Regions from separate parts of the Homo sapiens genome. Here region 2 is linked to region 1. The links are chromatin loops, found by intact Hi-C in ENCODE. Cell type or tissue: gastrocnemius medialis. All regions are shown on one strand. Each heading gives the region's core, and the rest is flanking DNA. Links, peaks and the distances in the headings are about the cores only.

Region 1 (7,848 bases), core at 1,692-6,691:
TCTTTCCTCTTCTTTTTTTTTTTTTTTTGAGACAGAGTCTGACTCTGTCACCCAGGCTGGAGTGCAACAGTGCAATCTTGGCTCACTGCAACCTCCGCCTCCCGGGTTCAAGTGATACTCCTGCCTCAGCCTCTCAAGTAGCTGGGATTACAGGCACCCACCACCATGCCCGGCTAATTTTTGTATTTTTAGTAGAGATGGGGTTTCACCATTTTGGCCAGGTTGGTCTTGAACTCCTGACCGCAGGTGATCCACCCATCTCGGCCTCCCAAAGTGCTGGGATTACAGGCGTGAGCCATTGCACCCGGCCACAGATTAGAGATATCTATCAAGGCACCTTTGAGATCTGGAGGCAGAAGAGTAAAGATTGAGTCCTGGGGCTGGGCAGCTCTGCAGGAGGGATTTCCAGGTTCTGATGGGGTCCATCTCACTCAGTCTTACCCACCTCTTTGTGCTTGGCAGATGGTCTCTCCCGATTCTCCTTACTTATTTTCTTAGTTCACTTGCTTACTCCCGTTTCCAGGCCCTACTTTACTTCCTTGGACATTGTTTGCTCTTGTGTTCTGGGTCCTGGGTGATATGTGTGTTCTGAAAATGCCTGGATGGATCATGACCCTCTGGAACCCCTCTGGGTATTTTGGGTAACTGCGGAAGATCGCCATACCTTCTCTCTCCTTCCCCAGCTCTAACAAAATGGCTTTGGCTTCACCCTGGGCTTCCCAAATTCTTCAGCAAAGGTTGGCTCCTTCTTACCTCATCTCTAAATACATAATCACATGTGCTTCCCAGAACATGACAAGTTCTTGAAACCTTTGTATGTATATTTTCTCTCTCTGGAATGCCAGTATTCCCCCTACGTTTTAGACCAGGAAAATTCCTAACTATCCTCAATCTCAACTCAAATATGACCTCTCTCCCCACCAATATCATCATCACTCAGATCATCATTTCTTGCCTGGACTACTCCCTAACTCATCTCTAGGACTGCCACTCTGGCCCTACCCCATCCATTTTTCATACTGCACCCAGAGTAATTCTTTTAGAGACAGGGTCTGGCTTTGTCACCCAGGCTGGAATGAAGTGGCATGATTATAGCTCACTGAAACCTTGAACTCCTGGGATTAAACGATCCTCCTGCCTCAGCCTCCAGGGTAGCTAGGACTACAGGTGCATGCCACCATGCCTCACTCTTTCAAAAAAATTTTTTTGTAGAGATGGGCTCTTGCACTGTTGCCAAAGTTGGTCTTGAACTCCTTGACTCAAGCAATCCTCCCACCTCAATCTTCCAAAGGGCTGGGATTGCAGGCATGAGCCACCTCACCTGGTCTACTTTCTAAAATGCAAACTTGATTGTATCACTCTCCTTAAAACTCTTATATGGTTTCCCCTGCCCTAAAGGTAAAGTCATGACCCCTTAACCCAGTTTGGGCTCTTCTACCTCACTCCCACCCACTTCTCTTGCTTCTTGTTTTCTGGCCCCACTTACTACCCTACTGGTACCTCAGCCAGAGTTCCTGACACATTTTCTCAGCTCCTTGAAACTTGCCTCTCTTTTTTTTTTTTTTTGAGACGGAGTTTTGCTCTTGTTCCCCAGGCTGGAGTATAATGGTGCAATTTCTGCTCACTGCAACCTCCGCCTCCTAGGTTCAAACGATTCTTCTGCCTCAGCCTCCCAAGTAGCTGGGATTACAGGTGCACGCCACCATGCCTGGATAATGTTTTGTATTTTTAGTAGAGACGGGGTTTCACCATGTTGGCCAGGCTGGTCTTGAACTCCAGACCTCAGATGATCCACCCGCCTCAGCCTCCCGAAGTGCTGGGATTACAGGCGTGAGCTACCGCACCCGGCCTGAAACTTGCCTGTCTTGACCCTACGTGATGTTCCCTTGGCTTGGAACTCTCTCTCTTCTTCTCCTAGCTAACTTCTACTGACCCTTCAGGTAGGTCTTAGCCTGAACTCACTTCACTATAAGCCCTTCCCCAGACTCAGTGAGCTGCCTCTGCTTCCTGCTCTTACTGCCCAGTATTTTTCCCAATACAGCAGTGATCCTGTTAACTGCTTATTTATTTACTCATATGTCTCCCACATCCAACTGGGAGCTCCTTGAGGACAAGGACCTACCTTATTCCTTGCTTAGCCCAGAGTCTAGTAGGCTCTTTATGAATAATTGTTGAATTAGTGAGTGAACCAAGCATTCCCTGTCTTCACAGCACATACTCAGGCACTGCTGCAGCTTCTACCACCATCATTCTCATAGTTACTGTTCCAGATCATAGGTGACTGATTGTCTGGGTGTTCTTCTCTTTATGGACTGGGATTGCACCTTTAATGTTTGTACCCCTAATACTTTTTTTTTTTAGACAGAGTCTCGCTCTGTTGCCTAGGCTGGAGTGCAGTGGCACAATCTTGGCTCGGCTCACTGCAACCTCAGCCTCCCAGGTTCAAGCGATTCTCCTGCCTCAGCCTCCCAAGTAGCTGAGACCACAGGTGCATGCCACCACACCTGGCTAATTTTTTGTATTTTTAGTAGAGACGGGGTTTCACCATGTTAGCCAGGATGGTCTCGATCTCCTGACCTTGTGATCTGCCCACCTCGGCCTCCCAAAGTGCTGGGATTACAGGCGTGAGCCACCACGCCCAGCCCTGTGCCCCTAATACTTAATACAGTGCTCAACATTCATCTTTCCATCCCCCACTCATTATTTTTTAACAATTATTTCTTGAGTATCTACTGTGTGCTAGATATGGTGGGTATAGCAGTGAACAAGGTAGACAGGGCCCTGCCCTCAAGCTCACATTTTAGTGGCAAACAGTGAGTGCTCAGTGAACAGGAGGCTCAGTGGACCTCAGCCCTACTGGGAAGCCTCTGGAGTATTTCCTGTCAGGAGCTACAAAGCAGGGAGTACAGGTTCTGTGGGGGGAGAGTAGATTTTCTTGGTGACCTCTGGACCTCTCTTTGTCCAGGTCTCCTTGGGACTGGCCATCAGGTATCAGCAGCAGGGAGGGAAGAAATGAGGAAGGGAGAGAGAGGCAAGTATAGACAAGGTCTGAGTCCCTAAAGACAGGGAATTGTGTGTGGCTCAATGCCCATGGCCACTTTGCCGAGGCAGTTTGGTAATCAGCTTTCTTTCCTACACTGGAGCAGAAGAAAGAAATAGAGCCACACAGTGAAAGACGTAAAAGGATAGAAATGATAGAGGAAAAAGGAAGGAGAGAAAAAATGGAACAGAGAGGAGGAGGAGCATAAGGAGAGGGAGTAAGATTGAGGCACAGAAACAAGGCCTGCAGGACTGAGCCCTGCCTGCGTCATTGGCGGTCAGCTCTGGGGTATAGCTCTTCATTTGGGTCATCAGGGGAAAAAAAATATTCAATTTTGAACCCTTGGAATTCCCTAGATGCTTTCAGTAGCCCACTGATCCCTCAAGTTGTCTTTGGCTCCATCTGGCCATCCCAGGAGGCTCCCGCCAGGGACCTGCCAGCCCCCAGACCAAGATATAGTCATTGTGGACCCTCTCAAGCAAAGGGCAAGTGAAGGAAAAACAGCCTGTCTGAGAACAGCAGCCACTGGTTTTCTTCGTTTAAAAAAATTTTTTTTAGTGCTTATATAATTGCAGAAACCACTGATTTTTATCTTTCTCAGAAAAGACCCTGTGTTCACCATCTGTTTCCTGACTAGGGGCTTCAGGCCCTACTCTCTGAGACACTGGCCTAACAGTATCCTAATCTGTAGGCACAGAGCAGAAACTTCCCTGAGCTGGGAGCTGGGGAGGCAGGGCTCCCAGATGCCAAGCCGCAGTCTGAGTTCCTTACAGTGATGCTGCTCTTTCTAGAAACCTCAGCTGCTCGCTCCTGAGGCTGGGATGCCATCTGCTGCTCAGCTTAGGAAACTGGCTGATGGGCTGCACAGCCAAGGCTGAGTCTGGTGGGGGCTGGGCAAGAGGCCCGCCCTGGGTCTCAGGAGAGCCATGTTTTTTGTTTCTGGATAAATCCAGTACTGGCCTTCCGGGACAGAGCAAATAGTCTGTCCTCAGTCATTCTTCTTAGACTAGACAAGATGCCTCTCTTCGACAAGAAGAGACCTAGGGATTTTAGGGGGATGGGTGGGTCTGCTCTGCCCTTCGCAAAGTTCAGTGTCATCTCAAGGTTAAATTACCGAGAGAGGTCCAGGCTGCCTCTGAAGTTCTATAGATTTCCTCAAAGGGTTTATTTTTGTCTTTTCTTTTCTTTTGCTTTTTTTTTTTTTTAATTTGCAGGTTTAACTAAGATTATTACAAGTTGAGTTAATTGGCTGAATGAAATAATGAGGCCAGGCCTAGAGGAAGTGGGGCTTTGAAGAAAAAAGCATGCTCATGCAGAATTGAAATAAAATCTTCAGACTCTCAGCAGTTTTTGAAGCCCCTGCTCTTTGGACTGTCCTCGTTCAGGCTCCAACCCAGATAGGGTTGGGAACTCTAGTATTTTAGGGGCCACATATTTGTTGGTATTTCTTGAAGAAATGGTTATTCTGAGGAAATTTTCTACAAGCCAGTGTGGTAACCAGCCTCCAGGATGATCCATCCCCAATGCTGTCCATGTACTGATATTCATGCACTTGTAAATCCCCTCTCCCATATGGTACCAGGGTTTGTCTGTGTGACCAATAGAATATGACAGAAGTAATCATATGTAACATACAAGATTAGGTTATAAAAGACACTGTGGCTTCTTTCTTGGTCACTCTGTCATCTGATCACTCACTCTGGGGCAAGCCAGTTGCCATGTAGTGAACAGTGCTGTGGAAGGTCATGTGATAAGGAACTAGGCCTTCTATCAACAGCCAAGTGAGCCATCTTGGTAGCAGATCCTCTGGCCCTCATCAGGGCCTCAGATGACTGCAGCCCTAGTGGACGGCTTGACTACAACCTCATGAGTGACCCTGAGCCAGCTTAGCTGAGCTGCTCCCCAATCCTGACCCCCAGAAACTGTATGAAATAAACATTTGTTACTTTAAGTTCTTGAAGTTTTGGGATAATTTGTTTTGCAGCAACATAATAAATTTGTTGTATGGTATTATTATTATATCATGGTATATCATCTGCATTATATCACTTCTTTTCCTTATAAAGTCTGGTGTCTGGACTCCACCCCCTTAATCTCTCTAACCTCATCTCTTACCACCCTGCCTCCCCGCCGGCTTAGTCTCACCCTTGGCTCAGTCTGCCACAGACCCGTTGAATTTGCTTTTCTCTCTGATGGAACTCCCTCCCACTCAACCAACCCCAAAATCTCTGCATGGTAACTTCTTTATCTCCTTCAAGTCTTCATTCAAATGTCACCTCCTCAGTATAGCCTGTCTTGACACTCTTCACTCCTTGTATAGTAACTCCTACATCTTCCTTTTTTTTCGCTACTGTATTCTTAGCCCTTATAGTTATATAACATGTAATAAAATATCTTTTACATATTTATCTTGTAATTTCTGTCTTCCTCCACTAGAATGTAAGCTCCATGAAGGCAAGAATTTGTGTTTTTGTCTATTTTAGTTAATGTTCTATTCTTAGCATCTGGAATGGTGACAAGCATATGGGAGATATGCAATATATTTAGTTGAATGGGAAAAAAATGAATGTCATAATTTGCCATTTATATCTTCTAGATTCCATGTTATATATCATATGCCATAGTATGATAGTTGACATATATGTTGTATTTAAATGCAGTACAAGGCAGTGCAGATACAAGGGCCATAAATAAGAAGATCCAGCCAGGCATGGTGGCTCACGCCTGTAATCCCGGCACTTTGGGAGGCCGAGGCAGGCAGATCACTTGAGGTCAGGAGTTCGAGACCAGCCTGGTCAACATGGTGAAACCCCGTCTCTACTAAAAATACAAAAATTACCTGGGCATGGTGGTGGGTGCCTAAATACCAGCTACTAGGGAGGCTGAGGCAGGAGAATAGCTTGAACCCAGGAGGTGGAGGTTGCAGTGAGCTAAGATCACACCACTGCACGCCAGCTTGGGGGACAGAGCCAGCCTATGTCTCCAAAAAAAAAAAAAAAAGGAGACCCAGACTTGTTGCTTGTTGGCCAGCTATGTGACCATGAGCCAGGCATGTAACCTCTCTGGGTCTGTTTTACTCGTCTGTAAAGCAAGACTAATATAACTTCCTTGTCTTATCATAGAGTAGTTGTAGGGATCAAATAAGATGACAAATGTTACAGCATTTTTAAAGAGTCTAACACATGATGTAAGTGTTTCTGAAATGTGTTCCAAAGACCAGTTATCCCAGGGTATGAAGAAAAAGAAAGGTCAAAGAGGTTTGCAAAATGTGAGTTCCCATATTCTAACTCCTGCTGGACATTCGCAACTCACATTAGCACATGACAGGCTCTGAAAATCCTGCACATAAATATCTACTCCCAGTGCACCTAACTATACATTGGGAAAACTTGCTCTATACAAATACAGAGCATTATCTTTATTATCAGAATAGTACTGTTAGTTTATAATTTATTATTTTTTTTTGAGACAAAGTCTTTTGCTGTCACCCAGGCTGGAGTGCAGTGGCACAATCTTGGCTCACTGCAACCTCCGCCTCCCAAGTTCAAGAGATTCTCATGCCTCAGCCTCCCGATTAGCTGGGATTACAGGAGCCTGCGACCACGCCCAGCTAATTTTTGTATTTTTAGTAGAGACAGAGACATGTTTTCACCACGTTGGCCAGGCTGGTCTCAAACTCCTGACCTCAGGTGATCTGCCCACCTCAGTCTCCCAGAGTGCTGGGATTACAGGCATGAACCATCACGCTCGGCCTATTGTTACTTTAGATCAAGAAGGAGTGCTAACGTTCTTGGAACAGAAATTCCAGTGGGTTGGGCAATGAGATCCAGCAGCTGAAATGGAGATTGGAGGAGGGAAGAAGGAGGAGGAGAAAATAGAAAAGGAGGTGGCACAAGAGAGGAAGAAAGGAAAAGAAGAGCAAGGAAAATAAGAAGAAGAAACAAAAATGGTGGTGAAGGGAGAAAAGGACAACTAAACTAATCCCCTTTGCAAATAACTGTAGAAAAAAGGCAGGTCTGGCACGGTGGCTCACGCCTGTAATCCCAGCACTTTGGGAGGCCAAGGTGGGCAGATCACCTGAGGTTGGGAGCTCGAGACCAGCCTGACCATCACGGAGAAACCCCATCTCTACTAAAAATACAAAATTAGCCAGGTGTGGTAGCGCATGCCTGTAATCCCAGCTACTTGGGAGGCTGAGGCAGGAGAATTGCTTAAACCTGGGAGGCAGAGGTTGCCATGAGCCGAGATCACACCATTGTACTCCAGCCTGGGCAACGAAAGCGAAACTCCATCTCAAAAATAAATAAATAAATAAATAAATAAAGGCAGCCTGAGATCTCCTACGGATGGGGTGGGAGAGAGAATCCTAGAATCCTAGCGCTGCCTGCCGAGCCCTGCTTGTTCCTTTAAGTGTGACCTCTGCCAATTTCCGCAGTTGGAGCTCAGGCTTCCTTTTCAACTTCGAGGAATCTCTGATTGAAGATATTTCTTCCTTTTTTTTTTTTTTTTTTTTTTGCACTTGGTTGTTTTATTTCCTCAAAAAAAAATTAAATCGATATTTCTTCCTTATCAGAGAGGAGGAATCAGGTAAAACAAATCAGCAATTTCTTTCTTTTTTTTTTTCGAGACGGAGTCTCGCTCTGTTGCCCAGGCTGGAGTGCAAAGGCGCGATCTCTGCTCACCGCAAGCTCTGCCTCCCTGGTTCACGCCATTCTCCTGCCTCAGCCTCCTGAGTAGCTGGGACTACAGGCACGCGCCACCTCGCCCGGCTAAGTTTTTGTATTTTTAGTAGAGACGGGATTTCACCG
Region 2 (7,848 bases), core at 1,523-6,522, 680 kb before region 1:
CGAGTGCACGCCAGCGTTCCCTGGGGCGAGCCCGGGCGCGTGCACACCCCCCGGGCGTGGACGTGTTCCCAGCTCCCGCTCCTGGAGGACGGCGCCATCTTGTCTTGTGGCTTTGTGAAGTGAGGACGTCAGTACTTTTGTTGTTTGGTCCCGCCCGTTGTTCACAACTTGAAAGACACTTGGATATGCAGACAGACGTTAAACAATTTCGTGTTGCGTTTTATCACAGGGGTCTTGGGTTTCCAACTACGAAGCGTTTGATTCACACAGAACATTAGGCCAATTAGCCTGCACAAAGGGAAAAAAAAATAGCTGAGCTTGGCCGGGCGCTCACGCCTGTAATCCCAGCACTTTTGGGAGGCCGAAGCGAGCGGATCGCGAGGTTAGGAGATCGAGACCATCCTGGCTAACACGGTGAAACCCCGTCTCTACTGAAAATACGAAAAAGTAGCCGGGCGTGGTGGCAGGCGCTTGTAGTCCCAGCTACTCGGGAGGCTGAGGCAGGAGAACGGCGTGAACCCGGGAGGCGGAGCTTGCAGTGGGCCGAGATCGCGCCACTGCACTCCAGCCTGGGCGACAGAGCGAGACTCCGTCTCAAGAAAAAAAAGAAAAATAGCTGAGCTTCAGGCTCTTCCTCTCCCCACTGTGCTGGGCCTGACTTGAGACTCCTCTGGCCCTTTTTAAACCTTGTGCTGGTGGCAGGATGTCAACTACTTCACTACCCTGTGACCAGTTTTTAGGTTTTTGTTTTTTTTTTTGAGGCAGTCTTTGTCGCCAGGCTTGAGTGCAGTGGCGCCATCTCGGCTCACTGCAACCTCTGACTCCCTGGTTCAAGCTATTCTCCTGCCTCAGCCTCCCAAGTAGATGGGATTACAGGCGCGCGCCACCACGCCCAGCTAATTTTTATATTTTTGGTAGACACCGGGTTTCACCATGTTGGCCAGGATGGTCTCGATCTCCTGACCTCGTGATCTGCCTGCCTCGGCCTCCCAAAGTGCTGGGATTACAGGCGTGAGCCACCGCGCCCAACCCAGTTTTAGATTTTTAAGAAGAGGAATTAATTGATTCAACAGATATGTTTTGGCATGCCTACCGTGTGTCAGTCACTCTCCCAGGTGGTAGGAATACAGCGAAAGCAAAACACGAACGAATGGCTGATGACAGATTGAACTTGATTTTGGAGATGAAGCAATTTGTCCTGGAAGCCCGCTTTCAAAAAAAGAGAAATGTTTCAGACCCCCTATCTCTTCAGGAAGATCTGTATTATTAAGTAGTCACCCCTGGGTGAGGAACTGTGAAGGAAATGTTGGGGAAAGTTGGGGAGGGAAAGAAGCTAACTGAAGAGTTTACATTCTGAGGAGGATGGCAGTGGGAGTAAGAAAATAAACAAAAGTCTAACGTAACATGGGTTATAGATTATATAGATTCTAAAAGTTTTTAAAAAGCCTCCCACACACTCTTAACTGTCAGCTATTACTATATTATCCTCACTAGTTACTTAACACTTCATTTCTCTTGTTTTTAGTTCTCTCAGAAGGCAGGGGTGGCCAGGCGGTGGCTCACGCCTGTAATCCCAGCACTTTGGGAGGCCGAGGTGGGAGGATCACTTGAACCCAGGAGTTCGAGATCAGCCTGAGCGACAGAGTGAGACTCCATCTTTAGCCTCTGTCGCCCAGGCTGCAGTGTAGTGGTGCAGTCTCAGCTTACTGCAGCCTCCACCTCTCTGGGCTCAGATGATTCCAGTGCCGCCTCAGCGCCCCCCTCCCCCGAGTAGCTGGGATTACAGACATGCGGCACTACGCCTGGCTAATTTTTGTATTTTTCGTAGAGACGGGGTTTCGCCTTGTTGCCCAGGCTGGTCTCCAACTCCTGAACTCAAGGGATCCGCCCGCCTCGGCATCCCAAATGCTGGAATTACAGGCGTGAGCCACTGCGGCCGGCCAATTTTTTTTTTTTTTTTTTTTAAATTGGCTGGGCATGGTAGCAAGCACCTGTAGTCCCACCTACTTGGGAGGCTGGAGTGGGAGGATCACTTGAGTTCAGGAATTTGAGAACAGCCTGGGCAACATGGCAAAACCCCATTTCTACAAAAAATTAGCCGGGCATGGTGGTGCACCTGTAGTCCCAGCTACCAGCTACTCGGGAGGCTGAGGTGGAAGAATCACCTGAGCCAAGAGAGGTCGAGGCTGCAGTGAGTCGTGATTATGATTGTGCCATTTCACTCCAGTCTGGGTGACACAGCGAGACATTAAAAAAAACAAAAAACAAAAAAACAGAAAGAAAGGAGAAAGGAAGGAAGGAGGGAGGGAAGGAGGGAAAGAAGGAAGGAGAAAAGGAAATAAGGAAAGGAAGGAAAGAGAAAGAGAGAAAAGAAAGATGCGGCCGGGCGTGGTGGCTCACGCCTGTAATCCCAGCACTTTGGGATGCTGAGGCGGGTGGATCACCTGATGTCAGGAGTCCGAGACCAGCCTGGCTAACATGGTGAAATCCTCGTCTCTACTAAAAATACGAAAATTAACCAGGCGTGGTAGTGGGCACCTGTAACCCCAGCTACTCGGGAGGCTGAGGCAGGAGAATTGCCTGAACCCAGGAGGCGGAGGTTGCAGTGAGTGGAGATTGCACCACTGCACTCCAGGTGACAGAGCCAGACTCCGCCCCCCCCCCCCCCCAAAAAAAAAAGAGAGAGAAAGGAAGAAAAATGAGAAGGCAGGCTTTCTTAAAGGCTATCCAAACAGGCTCATGATTCCTGTTTGTAGAGATTTAGATTCTAAAACAATATACCGATGCAAAGAAGACAGAGGAGTGACAAATAATATTGAACATTGAAATGCAATAAAAAACATTATGTTCTTACGTTGTACATGACGGGGCGGAGAAGGGCAGGTGGAAATAATTGGAGAAACTGCATACTTCTCACTTCTCTGTTGTATTAACTGGTTCTCCTAAGAGTTTTTCTTTTCTTCTTCTTTTTTTTTTTTTTTTTTTGTATTTTTAGTACAGATGGGGTTTCACCATATTGGCCAGGCTGGTCTCGAACTCCTGACCTCAAGAGATCCGCCTTCCTCGGCCTCCCAAAATACTGGGATTATGGGCGTGAGCCACCGCGCCGGCCGAGAGTTCGCTTTCCTTTTTCTTGCTCTATACGTTAAAAAGCCACGAAGTGTTAATCAAAAGAATCCTGGAATTAGGCCGGGCGCGGTGGCTTACGCCTGTAATCTCAGCACTTTGGGAGGCCGAGGCGGGTGGATCACGAGGTCAGGAGATCGAGACCACGGTGAAACCCCGTCTCTACTAAAAATACAAAAAATTAGCCTTGCGCGGTGGCGGGCACATGTAGTCCCAGCTACTCGGGAGGCTGAGGCAGGAGAATGGCGTGAACCCGGGAGGCGGAGCTTGCAGTGAGCCGAAATCCAGCCACTGCACTCCAGCCTGGGCGACAGAGCAAGACTCCGTCTAAAAAAAAAAAAAAAAAAGAATCCTGGAATCAAATGTTGTTATCTAAGGGTGTAGGAAACTACGATCCTATGGGTACATCCAGTGTGTTTGCTGTTTCTGGTGGTTTCTCAGGCGCCTTGCAAATACTCTCCACGACCACAAGGGGGATGTGGTAGCGCTAGATATTCAAAGCACAAGCTTTATCATATCTTCAGCGTGAAGGACAGGCTACTGGACTGCTTTGCAAATTAACATGGGCTACAGCCTGAAGGCTCAAGGAAATGAACCTGAATCTAAAAACATAAAGGTTCAGATGAGCAAGAATGGACAGATCCGTAGCTAAATGGTATAATTCTTCTACAGCACAGTGCTGTATTTCATTTCTGTTGTCATCTCAGTGCAAAATTGGGAAATGGAAGGAGCTAATGCATAATCTGCATGCAGATAAATGTTTACCAAACAGAGCAGGCGGCTGTCCAATACCTGTGTATGCCATACATATATATTATTCAGGAAATAATTATATATGTATAATTATTTTTTCTTTTATAGAGATAGGGTCTTGCTGTGTTGCCTAGGCTGGTCTCAAACTTCTGGCCTCAAGCAGTCCTCCTGGCTCAGCCTCCCAGAGTGCTGAGATTACAGGCGTGAGCTACAATGCCTGGCCTATATTTTTAATAATATTCTAACTGGCATGATTGTTACTTTAGCATATTTGAAGACAGGTAACTAGTTTCAACTTTTAAGTATTTAAATAACTCATTCATTAATAGGAATTGTCATTAGAATAGTAATCACCAATAGTTGTTGAGCGTTCATTTTAAGTGCCTTACAAATGCTTTATATACATTATTTACTGACATGTTCACAACAATAGTCTCAAGTAAATATTATTGGTATTACCATTTTGCAGATGTGGAAACTGAGGCCTAGAGTGGTTACATAGCAATTGAATGGTGAAACTAGAATTTGAAGCCAAACTCTCTTAACTCCAGAACCTGCACTACTAAACACTAGGCTCTGCTGTCTAATAACCAAGCTAGGTCTTATCTTTTACCTCTACTTTCACATATCCAGAAGGTGCGTTTTATAATACTGGCCTAATACATTATTAATAGCAGTTATTTTAGGCAGCAGAATTAAAAAGTTAGAAATACTTTAACCTTTTTTAGAATTATTTAGGTTCCAGGACAACTATAAAGTTCAATCTGTATTATAACTCATAGGATCAAGTTTATATTTTTAAAGTAAAGTCTCTTTAAACTGGTGACTCAGAAGACATTTTATTCAGTTTCCCCAGAGATGAATAGCATGCTGTGGCACTTTCCATCTTCAGGAAATAAAAATGTGGCATACTGCAGGGATTTGTCACCTTTGTTCTCCTTGGAATTTTTCATGTACCTTTGGCAGATTTCAGGAGACAGTTCCCACTTTTCTCTTTTGGCATTAGCTATACTCTATTGGAGTGCATTACACAGTGTCGCTCCACTCAAGTCTGGTTCAACAGAGCTTGCCCCAGCAAAGTGTAGGAAGAATTATGGCAGGTGATGTCCCTGGCCCCAGAAGTGGTGACAATTAGCAAGTTTCATTCTATGGTGAATGCCTAGTAACCCACCAACCTGCCCTCTTTCTGTTAGGAGAAAAGAGAAATACAGGATGACCCTAAAAGAAAAGTAAGGCAGCAATAAATCAAAATAAGATGTCACTTTGATTAGATAGGACATTTACATTCCAGTGACAATGTAGTCTCATTGCTCAAGGTAGAAAGCAGTCAGTTATGCTCACTCTGGATTTTCAATCAGGTTTGGAAAATAGTTGGCTATTGGATAGGCCAAGGCCTTGTGCAAGAAGTTCCTACTGGGAGTGGGGAGGGCTGACAAAACAAGAGATTTGCTCCTCATGAAGATCTATTTAATATTTAATTCTTAAAGATGTAGGAGCCTTTTCTGGATTTTTTAGTTTAGAGGGCCAAGTTTGTAATTTATTCTTGACCAGCATGATATAGTGTGAAAGGAACCCTGAACTAGCCGTTAAGCCTGAACTTGGGTTCTAGAAACCTGGAAAGAACCTTAGATAAAGAACAGAGAGAATCAGTGAATTGCCCAAGGTCACACAGACTGTTCCAGCTTCTGCTCTACAGCCTCCTTTTTTAACTTGCTATGCTTTTTAGAAATAACCCACATGACTTCAGGTTAAATGTTTAGTCAGTCCAGGACCTTTTTCAAATGCTTACAGACAATTCTGGCTCATCACCCTCTTCCTCCTATCCTGTCCTCACCCTTTCAGGCACATGATTAGTGAAATTACGTCAGTTGCCTTTTCAGTTCGCTTAGATTATATGCTCTCTCTATGCGAGGAGCTGTTGGTTTCTGCTATAGACTGAATGTGTGTGTCCCCCAAAATTTATGTGTTGAATCCCTAATTCCCAATATGATTATATTTGGAAATGGGCCTTTGGGAGGTGATTAAATCATGAAGATGGGCCCTCATGATGGAATTAGTGCCTTTATTTATTTATTTATTTATTTATTTATTGAGTCAGAGTCTCACTCTGTCACCCAGGCTGGAGTGCAGTGGCGATCGCAGCTCACTGCAAGCTCCGCCTCCCGGGTTCATGCCATTTTCCTGCCTCAGCCTCCCGAGTAACTGGGACTACAGGTGCCTGCCACCACGCCCGGCTAATTTTTTGTATTTTTAGTAGAGACGGGGTTTCACCATGTTAGCCAGGATGGTCTCTATCTCCTGACCTCGTGATCCACCCGCCTCAGCCTCCCAAAGTGCTGGGATTACAGGCGTGAGCCACTGCGCCCAGCCGGAATTAGTGCCTTTACAAGAGGAAACAGGAAAGATGATCTCCCCTTCCCCATGAAGAGAGCCCACACCAGAACCCACCATGCTGGCACCCTCATCTCAGACTTTCAGCCTCGGGAAGTGTAAGGAAGAACTGTCTATTGTTTAAGCCATCCAGTCTACAATATTTTGTTGTAGCAGCCTGAGCTGACCAAGACAGTTTCTCAGTTTCCCCATTCCTGTTCCTCAACTGTCAAGAGAGGAAATACCCAGGTTTCCTTAGGAGATGAGAGTTTAATGGAAGACTAGTTGGGAAAGTAAAGCCATTGTCTCAATACCCATACAGCCAGAATGCTGGAAGAACAGGGACTTCTTAGTCAGGCTCCATCAGGAGCTGTAGCGGCCAGTTACCTGTTTTCTTCTTAGAAATGGATTTCTGGTGTTCTCATCTGCACTGACTCTGCCTTTTTCTAGCTCAGCCTTTTTATGTTAGCTTCTCTAATTCTTGTGCTGCAATGGTACCCAAACTTCAGTAGCAGTCAGAATTACTAGGTGGTTCTTTAAGCATGCAGAGCACTGGTATCCCACCTCTGGACATTCAGGTCTGAGATGGGTCGTGGAATCTGCATGTTTAATAGAGGGGGATTCTGTCGGTGGGGTGGAGATTAAGGACCACGTCTTTTTAGAAATAGCCCAAACTCTGTGGTGTCTTCTTGTCTCCAAATTTTTTCATTACATGTCCCTATTAGAAAAATATTGGCGCACATCCTCCCATTATGTGTATGTTCATGTATTTATAAACTACATATGTGTATATAGTACTATTATTACAAATACATAAAAATAGAAAACAAAAATGAAAGAGATAAAATAGAAATAGATTTAAATACTTCTTTCCTGTACCCCAAAGTATCCCTGGGGCTGCTTGTACCACCCTTGCTGCCTTCCTCTGTGTGGCTTGATTACATCATCCCATATGGAAAGCCTTGTCGGGCAGAGTAAAGGCCCAGAAAAGTGCCAAGGTGTCACATGGGTCACTGGTTTACCTTACAGGCCCAGCCTTTAGTTTAAGTGCCAATTGCTTGTTTTATTCAACTAGTGGTTGAGGGGTTGGGTGAGAGGGCTTGTGTGTGTGTGTGCCATGACCTGAAGCAAGCCAGTTTACCTGGAAGGATCGCTTTGACGAGTTCTTCAAGGGAAAAGGGGATCTGCTTGCATAAGGGTCTCATGAACACCTCTCTTCCATAAAAAAATGAACTGTTTCTTTTCTTTTTTTTTTTTTTTTTGAGACAAAGTCTTGCTCTGTTGCCCAGGCTGGAGTACAGTGGCACGACCAAGACTCACTGCATCCTCCACCTTCCAGGCTCAAACAATTCTTGTGCCTCAGCCTCCCAAGTAGCTGGGACTACAGGCATGCGTCACCATGCCCAGCTAATTTTTGTGTTTTTAGTAGAGACGGGGTTTCACCATGTTGGCCAGTCTGGTCTCTAACTCCTGAGCTCAGGTGATTCACCCGTCTTGGCCTCCCAAAGTGCTGGGATTACAGGCATGAGCCACTGCACCCTGCCAGAATAAACTGTTTCTAAGCGTGCCAATGGGTAGAAGCCGTGAATGAGGCCATCC

Evidence for each region. Hi-C counts contacts between places; a loop is a spot of excess contacts. Peaks named below come from ENCODE experiments on the same cell type or tissue, not always from the same donor. Only the 100,000 strongest peaks of a DNase experiment are listed, where the experiment ranks them.
Region 2: a loop joins it to region 1, with 17 times the contacts of the local background. A loop is called at or near these places in 77 of 110 quality-filtered maps.

What each region holds. Positions count from the first base shown.
Region 1 is chr5:139,258,960-139,266,807 of GRCh38, forward strand. No RefSeq gene overlaps it. Among named protein-coding and RNA genes, the nearest start is that of SNHG4, 11 kb to the right of the region's middle. RefSeq lists an enhancer at 3,696-3,765. In gastrocnemius medialis, for the core only: a CTCF peak has its summit at 3,870 (motif pointing left); a DNase peak (open chromatin) is centred at 3,852; H3K27ac peaks cover 1,274 bases.
Region 2 is chr5:138,575,855-138,583,702 of GRCh38, forward strand. The region is part of intron 1 of LOC105379193 (a long non-coding RNA gene); the gene reads left to right. Among named protein-coding and RNA genes, the nearest start is that of HSPA9, 4.4 kb to the left of the region's middle. RefSeq lists enhancers at 1-424, 2-141, 3,640-3,689. In gastrocnemius medialis, for the core only: a CTCF peak has its summit at 3,596 (motif pointing right); DNase peaks (open chromatin) are centred at 3,153 and 3,587.